2 separate regions of the Homo sapiens genome follow, and region 1 is linked to region 2. The links are chromatin contacts, found by Hi-C or POLR2A ChIA-PET in ENCODE. All regions are on one chromosome and are shown on one strand. Each heading gives the region's core, a stretch centred on a gene start or an enhancer-like site at or near the end of the contact. The rest is flanking DNA. Distances are from core to core; before and after follow the strand shown.

The links. A loop is a pair of places that touch in the nucleus more often than their neighbours do. ChIA-PET counts read pairs that join two places held with the same protein, here RNA polymerase II (POLR2A). Pooled maps may share reads with other maps.
Region 1: a loop to region 2 is called in a pooled map, with 8 times the contacts of the local background. The contact joins the promoter of PCSK7 here to the enhancer-like site in region 2. A Hi-C loop is called at or near these places in 8 of 50 pooled maps. POLR2A ChIA-PET finds 5 or more read pairs at or near these places in 2 of 52 experiments (Panc1 and activated CD4-positive, alpha-beta T cell).

The regions. Positions count from the first base shown.
Region 1 is chr11:117,230,072-117,234,659 of GRCh38, reverse strand. PCSK7 (proprotein convertase subtilisin/kexin type 7) reads left to right here and starts at 2,587. Exons shown (of 17, transcript NM_004716.4): 1 at 2,587-2,633; 2 at 4,192-4,311. It overlaps RNF214 (ring finger protein 214), which reads right to left and starts at 1,989. Exons shown (of 15, transcript NM_207343.4): 1 at 1,934-1,989; 2 at 281-393. The coding sequence starts at 387. RefSeq lists silencers at 1,850-2,189, 2,400-2,549 and enhancers at 2,740-2,789, 3,659-3,898.
Region 2 is chr11:117,018,518-117,023,761 of GRCh38, reverse strand. The region is part of intron 1 of SIK3 (SIK family kinase 3); the gene reads left to right. Among named protein-coding and RNA genes, the nearest start is that of SIK3, 77 kb to the left of the region's middle. RefSeq lists an enhancer at 2,593-2,702. Within about 2 kb of position 2,726, at least 7 of the 41 ENCODE cell types and tissues checked have a DNase peak (open chromatin) inside an H3K27ac peak, as active enhancers do.

The sequences.
Region 1 (4,588 bases), core at 1,338-3,837, 210 kb before region 2:
AACATACAGTCCACGTAGGAAAGGGCTGGAAAATGTTTGCATTTTTTAATGAGTTTGACCCCATGTATTCTATTCTATTTATTCCCCAAACATTTAGCATGCCTGCTGAGTATCAGGTGCTGTGTTGGATACCAGAAATACAAAGATAGATCAGACAGTCCTGTACCTTTAAAAAGCTAGTGCAGTGCCATCAGAGCCAAAAAGAAAGACCAGCTACACAAGACCATCTCAAAAACCCTTTACCCAAATGAATCTTCCCAGTCAGGAGTCCACACATTACCTTAGACCATCTGGGAGACCTTCGTCTGATTTGGAAGCACATAAACTAGAAGATTCCGGAGGACTGGGGGCATTGGCCACAACACCAGCAACCTCAGACGCTGCCATTATGCTCTGTACATTCAGAAACAAATTACAGGCTACAAGTTTCCAAAGTTTAAAACAAATGTATCTCTCCCCCCTCAGAATGTCCACACAACAGAGCTGTCGCAGTAAAGAAACACAAAAACCTGGGCTCCGGGAGAAAATACTTAAGAGTACTAAAAGAGACATTGTATGCAAAGTCCTAGTGTCCTAGTGGGCAGCAATCCTCAGGAGTCACTGTATTTACATAAATATCTAGGAGTCTGTGCAAAGATCTTATTTTCACTTTTGGCAGAAATGTAGTCATTTCAAACAATACATCTTAGTCTGCCAGGATCTTCCAAGTGGTCCCAGGCCTACCTTGTCTGCTATCATTTTTAATAAAAGACGTACTTTTCGGCCTAGTATCAATCAGATCTCATGTTTTTAAATCACTTTATGGCTGTTACATTCAAAGCATTCTCCATTAATTTAAGGGAAGTTTTTGGAGGTGTCTGCCTGTAAGTCAACAAGTAATGCAATACTGGGCAATCCAGGGTGCATATTTTACTGTCAGCGTGCTCCCCACAGATGGGAAAGGCCTGATACCCACTAACTGAGCAAAGAACAGACTCTTCAGAGTGACTAGTGGTGCAAAAAAGAATCCTGGGTTCTCTAGCGTGAAAAAGTCAAGGTAAAAAACATGGTAACACAAGTAAGGGAACTGGGACGGACGCCTTTTTTAAAAATCAAAAGGTCATCTTTTATGCCGCAGAGCAAACTTATGACCTTATGAGGAGAAAAGAAAATCAAAATACTTGGGAGGTGGGGATGAACATCGGGTTAGTTTGCATTCTTGCTTTTATTTTAACAGCATCACACGTATTCCCCCCCGGAACACTGAAGAGCGCATAGGGCAGATAGGTAGATGGGGCTGTGTCAACACCTCAGTCACAGCCCACAGACCCTCTGTGCCTCAGTTTCCCTCATTATACAAAGCTCCTGGGAGAAAATGGGCCCAAACCGCCATTGCTGCTCCCTCAGGTGCAAACATCCCGTCTCCAACATAGCCCAGGGCTGGGGGGTCCTCTGCGCCCGGTGAACGAAACCCCAGGACAAGGGCCATGCATGCAACTCCGTGGCTAGAGAGCCCGTGGCGCGGGTAGGAACAGCTGGCTGGAGGGTCGAGTGTACCAAAAAGAACTCCGCAACCCGGGGCGACCACCAGCGAAGCAGGGGCGCCGGAGCCACGGGTCCTCGGGCGAGAACAGGGGACAGACGGGAAGGGGACAATGGGGGGAAGCGGCGCTGGGTGGCCTTGGCCACCCCCCACAGGGGACTGCTAGGCTGGCCGCTGGCTCGGACCAGACCCCCCTCCACCCCTTCCCCTCGGTCCCCCCACCCCGCTGCCAGCCACCCCCCCGTCCCACTTCTAGGCCGGGACCCCCGCCTCGGTTCTCACAGCACCCTCCACGCCCCCCACCCGACCCCCATGCCCGGCCCTCGCCCCGCAACCCCCACCCACGCTCGCCCCGCACACACCTCCCGCGCCGCGCCCCCGGGAGGAAAGTGGGGGAGGGACGGGACGCACCTGAGCGGGCGGAGCGGGGGGAGGGGGCGGCCGAGCCACGGGGGGAGGGGTCGAGCGCCGGCCCGCGCGCGGCACCTCCCACTTCCGGCGGCACGAGCGGAGGGGGCGAGGCTCCGGCCGCGAGAGGAGAGGCCGCGGTGGCGCCGCGCCGCCCCCGACGGCGCCCTCTGGCGGCGACAGCTGGCGCCGCCGGGGCACGGGGATGCTGCGGGAGACCCCTGAGATACAAGTGGACTCTCCCGGGGCGCGGGGAAGAAGGGAGAGCCGACTGCGAGAAGGAAGGCGACCTGGGTGGGCAGGATCCCCTCTGGGAAGATTACAGGGACAGTCGGGGCCATGGCGGTCAGAAGGAGAAGAGCAACGAGTGGCTTTTAAAGGTCGGAACCGAAATGCCCTTTACAGAGGACGCCATGAAGGAGAGCCTTCTGAAGAGGGACCATGTGGAAGATGCCCCGAGGACTCGGGGAGGCGGAGCCCGCGGGTTCAGCCCCCAGCGCCCGCACGGCCCCTGCCTGCGTAGGCCGCCCGCGGGAGCCGGACCCCGGGCGCCGGTTGCTGTGGCCCGCGGGGGTCGCCGGGCCGCAGGCGCCGCGCTGATTGGCTGCGCCGCGGGCGGAAGTGATGCTGCTGTCACTGCTCCTCCGGCTCCCGGGAAGCCGCGAGTTTCCGCAGGGAGGCGGCGGCAGCTGCGGCGGGGCCGGTGAGTTGGGAACTAGGTGTGGGGCTGGACCTGGGTGGTCAGGGGGCCCCAGAAGTGGGGGAAGCCGGCGTCTGAGGATGAGGGAGCTGCACAGAGGGTGCCTGAGGTCCTGGCGTGGGGGACCAAGGAGATGGGGCCCCAGGGCCCAGAATTCCTGGATAATGTGGGTGCTAATGAGGAGAGGGGCACATTGCACGGAGCGATCGAGGCCGACGGAGGGAGAATCGGGAAACTGACCCGGTACCCAAGCTGGCTTCTAGGAGCCGGGTGTGGAACAGCGAGGACAGTAGCTTGGGAGCAGGATCTTGGACTCCAGGCTGCCCATTCTCTTCTTCCTTGTCAATTAAGAGCTGTAAAGGGAGGCCTAGCCGTTGGGAGAGGTTGAGACCTGCTTTCAGAAGGCATTTAAGGTTCCTTTCCCAGAAGCCTGGGGGATAAAAATGCTGCTTTGCCACTAGTAGACAGAAGGAGCTCCTGCTTCTCTTTCTTCCTGACATCTGTGGTGGGATCTACTGAGTCTGAAGGAGTCTGCCTAGCGGGGCCACTGTCTGGCTAACAAGGGTTTTGTTTGTTAGTTTGTTTACTTAGTAGAGTATGCAGACTGGGGAAGACACCTAAATATCTTGGGAGAATTGAGGCTCCCGGGGGCAGGGAGGGATTGAGAGGGAATATGCCTGGAAACCTAAGAGAAAACGAGAGGAAGAAATGTAGTATGAAGATTTTTAGAGGTAAAGGAGAGGTGGCATAAGTTCTCCTTTCCAGGAAGCCTTTCAGTAAAATTCCCATTTTTCTGGAATGCTTTGAGGTAGAGCCGCTTGGGTGTGTATCTGAGTACTAAGCCCTGCCCCAGGGTGGACCCAGTGGAGAGCAAAGGCTTTTAAAGGAGCCCAGCCACCATAGGTACACACATGTCCTGCCACCCCATTTGTCTGTCCCCCAGTTCTAACTTGGCTCTTTTTTTTTTTTTTTGAGGGCTCCTGAGACCAATTCCCTGGTTCTGTCAAACCCAGGCAATTGGAGTCCCAGTCTGGAGTCTGAGTCCTCACCTTGAAGCCAGCCTCCTGAGCTCAGTACAGGAGTAGCTGCTTAGTGAGGTTCTCTCATCATTCGTTCTCTCCTGGTTGCCCGCTTGTCCTTGGTGCCTGTTCTGTTTTGTTTGCACTCTCTGGCTTTCCCCGTTTCGCCCCCGCCGCCTCCCTCCTTTCACTTTCCCTGGTATCCTTCTGGGATATACAAATCAAGAAGTTAGCTACCACCTGGACTTCTAGGACGTTATTACCTACTCTTTCAAGAGGCATTTTGGTAACTGTTTTTTGCTAGGCCTCTGGGGAACAAAATGAAAAGAGGGTGGCACGATAGCACAGGAAGTGGGTTTTTTGGGTGTTATACTGATTTGGCCTCACCGTACCAGTTCTGCTCCAGTCTATGACCGATTTTAGATCTTTGGAAATGACAATTAATGAAGTTTCTTTGGTCCCTGGTCCTGGAGTTTATCTAACCTCAGCTTGTTGCCCTGGGATTGGTGGGACATTATTTCTTCTGTTCTTGGATCCCACAGGTCTGTAGCCTTTGCTGAGTCAACACTACTCACAGTGAAAGTGATGCCTTTTCTCCATTTGCACAACATGAGTGTGACGTGGTTAGCCAGACCAGGAGCTCAACCTCATGTAGAATCCAGGTGGGCACGGGGCCCTGTTATGGGGAATTAGCCTTGAGGACAACTGGACTGAGGAGTCAGCTAGGGAAAGATTTATGTCCCCTCTAAATGTAGGGGTGAAGGGGTTGTCTCTGCTAAAGAACAGTCACGATGCAGCCAGTAGTTTGTGGAAGCGATGTGTGCTTTGAGCCCTGTGGGTGGCAACAGGGGTTGCTCGCAGTGCCTGTGAGCAACTGGACCTCCTGCTGGATTAGCTGGTGTCGTGAGGATTGGCTGTCTTGCTGTGGGAGGCCATCCG
Region 2 (5,244 bases), core at 1,477-3,976:
GAGGTTGCAGTGAGGTGAGATTGCGCCACTGCACTCCAGCCTGGGTGACACAGAGAGACCCTGTGTCAAAAAAAAGATAAAAGTTACTCCCAAGCACTGGCATAGTGCAGTGTGCAATATATATATATATATATATATATTTTTTTTTTTTTGTTTGTTTGTTTGTTTGTTTGTTTGTTTTTAAGAATATTAGCTGGGCATAGTGGCACATGACTATAGTCCCATCTACCAGGGAGGTTGAGACTAGAGGATCACTTGAGCCCAGTAGGTCAAGGGTGCAGTGAGCTGTGATTGTGATTCCAGCTTGAGCGACAGAGTGAGTCCCTGTCTAAAAAAAAAAAAAAAAATCATCAGGTGTATTGACATACTTCAGTCTCTCTTCCTGCAATATTAGTTCAGTTAATGAAAACTCGGGGAAGGGACAGAGATAACTATTTTCTTCTTTGGCAGGTCCAGATTTAGGCAGATAAGGGAACTTCAGAGAACAACTTCTCCCTGTGCTTTGGGGGTGGTGAGGGGATGGTCAGAGAGGCCTTGAGGATTGTACAGTTCAGCATGTCAAAGTGCCATATTTTGAGGTATCGGTTTCTGGGCCTCAACAACTGCTAATAAGAATGATTGACTTTGGAGTTGCCTTGGAGTTATTTCAAAAAGTGAAAATGTTATTGTTTAGCCCACACTAGTTATCTTAGTTGTCATTTGTGTTTTCTACAATCTGCCAATGGTTAAACCTGGCATTTCTATCAAGAAGGAACTCTTTTTGCTTCCAGAGTAAAGGTATTTTTATTATATTAACCCTTGAAATAGATCCAGTTATGTATTCACTTTGCGTTTGTTTCTGAACAAAATAAACCTGTGTGGTAAGATGGAAGTGGGTTTTTCACTTACAATATTAGTTACTTACATTTGTACCTTTTTTTTTTTTTTAACTTCTTCACATTTCCTCCCTTGCCCTCCACAATCTGATAAGCATCTCATTGATGACTATGAGAGACTAATTTAGGCCGTGTGGTTATAAATGAGATTTCAATTCATTTCTTCTTCTCTTAACCCGTCTCAGAGGAGATATCACAGGGTGACTTTCTATGTTGCGTTTTGACACAAGGACAGTTTGTTTTTGCTTTGGCTGATGGATGGGGCAGCTCTAGTTGATGAATGTGGTTTATATGCTCACAGGCAGATGAAAGTGTCCACTCTGCCCTGAGACCCTCTCCTTTCTGCTTAGTGGTGTTATGAAAGCCCCATGGGTATTTGATTTTTCAAGAATTAATCAGTACACAGAAGTTGAAATGTAGACCAAAGGAAAGAATATGTTTTTTCAGTTAGGCTTTTTGTCTTTTTTTAATTATATGGGGTTTACCCTTTGTGTTTCCCAACTCAGGGGTTTCACTATTAAATAATTGTCTTTGACTCTTAAACTTTTTAGGTAAAATTTATATACCAGGAAATGCATAGATATTAAATATACAGTTTAATGAGATTTGATGAATTATTATAACCACCACCTTAATCAATAGAGAAAATCTCTATATCCCAGATAGTTCCCTTGTGCCTCTTTCCAGTCAATCTCTAGACACATTTACTTGTATAATAAAAAGATTTTGACATACCCAACTACAAAATGATCAGATCTTTGTTTCTGTAGCAATGGGTAGAATAAAATAAAGTAGGATTTACTTAAAACTAATATTTTCTTTGTAGGCAGGCCTGTTGTTACAGGTAGAAGGTGCTCAAAAGCTGGTTTCTTAACTAATTTATGGATTATTTTTATTTTTTATTTGTTATTTTGTTATTTTTAGGTTTTTTTTTTTTTTTTTTTTTTTTTTTTTTTTTGTAGAGACAGAGGCTCACTGTGCTATCCAGGGTGGTCTCAAACACGTTGGCTGAAATGATCTTCCTGCCTCGGCCTCCCAAAGTGTTGGGTGTGAGCCACTGTGCCCAGATTTATTTTATTTTATTCTGTTTTTTTAGAGATGACGTCTTGTTACGTTGCCCAGACAGGACTCGAGTTCCTAGGGGATTCTCCTGCTTCAGCCTCCTGAGTAGCTGGGACTATAGGTGCACACCATGGTGCCTAGCTTAATTAATGGAGTTTTTGATAATGGTTGACAAAGATAGTGGTAAGCAAAGCAGCCCTTATATAGACTTTACATCTTAAAACATAATCCCCTATGTGTGAAATTGAGAACAGCTTTCTAGAATAATAAACAGAGATCTGTATGCTAACTAAAAGGCAGAGAGAATATTGGCTCAGCCAGGCCCTCACTTTTTTGTTCCTCCCTATCTGTAAAACATCATTTACCTCATCAGCGTGCTACGGACATGGGTTAATGTTTGGAAAATTCTGTGGAAAGAGTGGGGTTCTGACAATGTGCTCTGACCAAGGCAGTTTAGCAAATTTGTACTAAGTGGCTGACCTTTGATAAGCACCACTCCTTCCCCACCTGACCTGTGATTCCATTTTTCTTTTGTGCAAATAGTTCTGAAGGTTTAATGTTTATTTTTTACTACGATGCAGTAGACTTTCTTCTCTCGTGTAGAAACTGCTCGAATGACTGTGGATGACTCCTAGAATATAGGAATAACAGAATTGGTTTCTCCTGTACTCTCAACACAAAATACTTCTGTGACCAAATGTGTGGGAGTGTGTCCCCACACACCAAGCAGTCAACCAGTTCTGCAGCAGCTGCCAGCTGGTGTCCTCTAATGCAGTTCAGTTCAGTTCAGTTCTGACACTGTCTACCTGGAGATAGCGTCAGATCTCACAGATTGAGGGCTCAGTCCCACAAGTCTGTCCCCAGTCTTCAGTGCCAGTCACAGGCTCCAGGTGGTTTTACCTGTGCTTCTGACCTGCTGGCTATAAACTGGTTTCCCAATATCCCCTTATTGGGTTCCATGAAATTGTTAGAGTGGCTCACAGAACTCAGGAAACATACTGACCAGTTCATTAGAAAGGATGTTTTAAAGGACACAAGTGAACAGCCAGATGAAGAGATACCCAGGGCAAAGCCTGGAAGAGTACTGAACGCAGGAGCTTCCATCCCGGTAGAGCTGGGGTGCCTCACCCTCCCAGCAAGTGGATGTGTTCCTCTTCACTCTCCTGGATGCCCCCTTTTAGGTTTTTATGGAGGCTTCATTAGGTAAGCATGATTGATTAAGTCATTGGCCATTGGTTATCAGTGCAACCTTCAGCCCCTCTCCTTTCCCTGGAGGTTGAGGGTGGGGTTTTGAGTTCTAACTGTATGAGCACAGGGTTGATTCCCCTGGCAATTGGCCACCAGTCCTGTGGTTATCTAGGGACTTTGCAAAAATCATCTCATTAACATAAGCTCAGGTGTGGTTGAAAGGGGCTTGTTATAAATAGCAAAAGACTGTCTTTTGCTTTTATCACTCTGGAGCTGTTCAGGAACCAGTGGCAAGAGGCCGAATACAGTATTTTAACCAAAGTCACTTAGGAAATTACAAGGGTTATATAGGAGCTTTAAGCCAGGAACCATGGAGATATATGTATGTGTATATATATATGCACATATACACATACAAATATCACCGCGACCCATGATGCTCTTCTCAAGGGCCTGTGCCTTCTGATAAACGGCTGAGTTGGCTGTTACACTTACTTTTTCGAGCAAATGAATGTGTAGTTTCATCTGGCTCATTCGTCAAACCCCGGGTTTGGAAGGTTGTATGTTTTTATTTAGCTAGTAGCAGTTGATGTGGTTGAGGTGGGGCTTTTCTTTGGGGAAGGTACAGCTTTGAATGGCTGTTATCTTTCAAGTACAAATAGTGTAGCTCCTTATGGCTCAATAGTATCAATAAACTGTTTTATTTGCTTTCCTTTTCTCTTCCTTTTTTTCTTTTTTTTTAAACGGAGTCTCTCTCTGTTGACCAATCTGAAGTACAGTGGTGTATCTAAACTCACTGAAACCTCCGCCTCCTGGATTCACGGTGAAATCCCGTCTGTACTAAAAAATACAAAAATTAGCCGGGCGTGGTGGCACGCGCCTGTAGTCCCAGCTACTCAGGAGGCTGAGGCAGGAGAATCACGTGAACCCGGGAGGCAGAGGTTGCAGTGAGTCAAGATCACGCCACTGCATCCCAGCCTGGGAAACAGCGAGACTCTGTCTCAAAAAAAAAAAAGAAGGGGTTGACTGCCAAGTTTAAATATTGGCAGGAGATGAGGAGATTTCAGTTTTTATGGAGCTTTGTTAATGAGCCGTGACTGTTTATTACAAGACTTTTACTTTTAAAATTTACTTAGTAATTATTTACTCATAAAACAGCTACTTACTGTAACCAGTAGGTCAGTTCTACTCTTGAGGCTTCACATTTCTTCATTTGTAAAATTAGTACTTGTATTGGTGTCCATTCCCTTTCTGAAATTCTGTGATATATACATTTCCTTTAAAATGTTACAATTGAAAAAAATAAAGTTACAATAAAGACCGTGTGCGGTGGCTCACCCTGTAATCCTGGCACTTTGGGAGGCTGAGGTGGGTGGATTGCCTGAGCTCAGGAGTTCGAGACCAGCCTGGGCAACACGGTGAAACCTTGTCTCCACTAAAATATGAAAAATTAGCCAGGTGTGGCGGTGTGCACCTGTAGTCCCAGCTACTTGGGAGGCTGAGGCAGGAGAATTGCTAGAACCCGGGAGGTGGAGGTTGCAGTGAGCTGAGATCATGCCACTGCACTCCAGCCTGGGCCACAGAGTAAGACTCTGTCTCTAAGGGAAAAAAAAAAGTTACAATAAAAGCCAGGTGCAGTGGCTCACCCTGTAATCCCAGCACTTTGGGAGGCCAAGGCGGGTGGATCACCTAAGGTCAGGAGTTCAAGACCAGCCTGGCCAGCATGGTGAAACCCCTTCTCTACTAAAAATACAAAAATTAGCCGGGCATGGTGGCAGGCGCCTGTAATTCCAGCTACTCAGGAGGCTGAGGCAGGAGAATCACTTGAACACAGGAGGTGGAGGTTTCAGTGAGTTGAGATGCACTACTGTACTCCAGACTGGGTGACGGAGTGAAACTGTTTCAAAAAAAAAAAATAAATAAAATAAAATAAAAACAATGATACAATAATTCAGTCTTGTTTAGAGTTGCCATTTTCTGAGTGTTCTGGCCATAGCATTTCTTCTTCTTGCCTCCTTCCCAGCAACATTTGCCCACTTGCTGTGGACTGCAGTTAATTAGGCTGGTTTGGAGCTCTTTCCTTCCTGTTCCATTTGTGTTACACCTAAAGCATCTCATG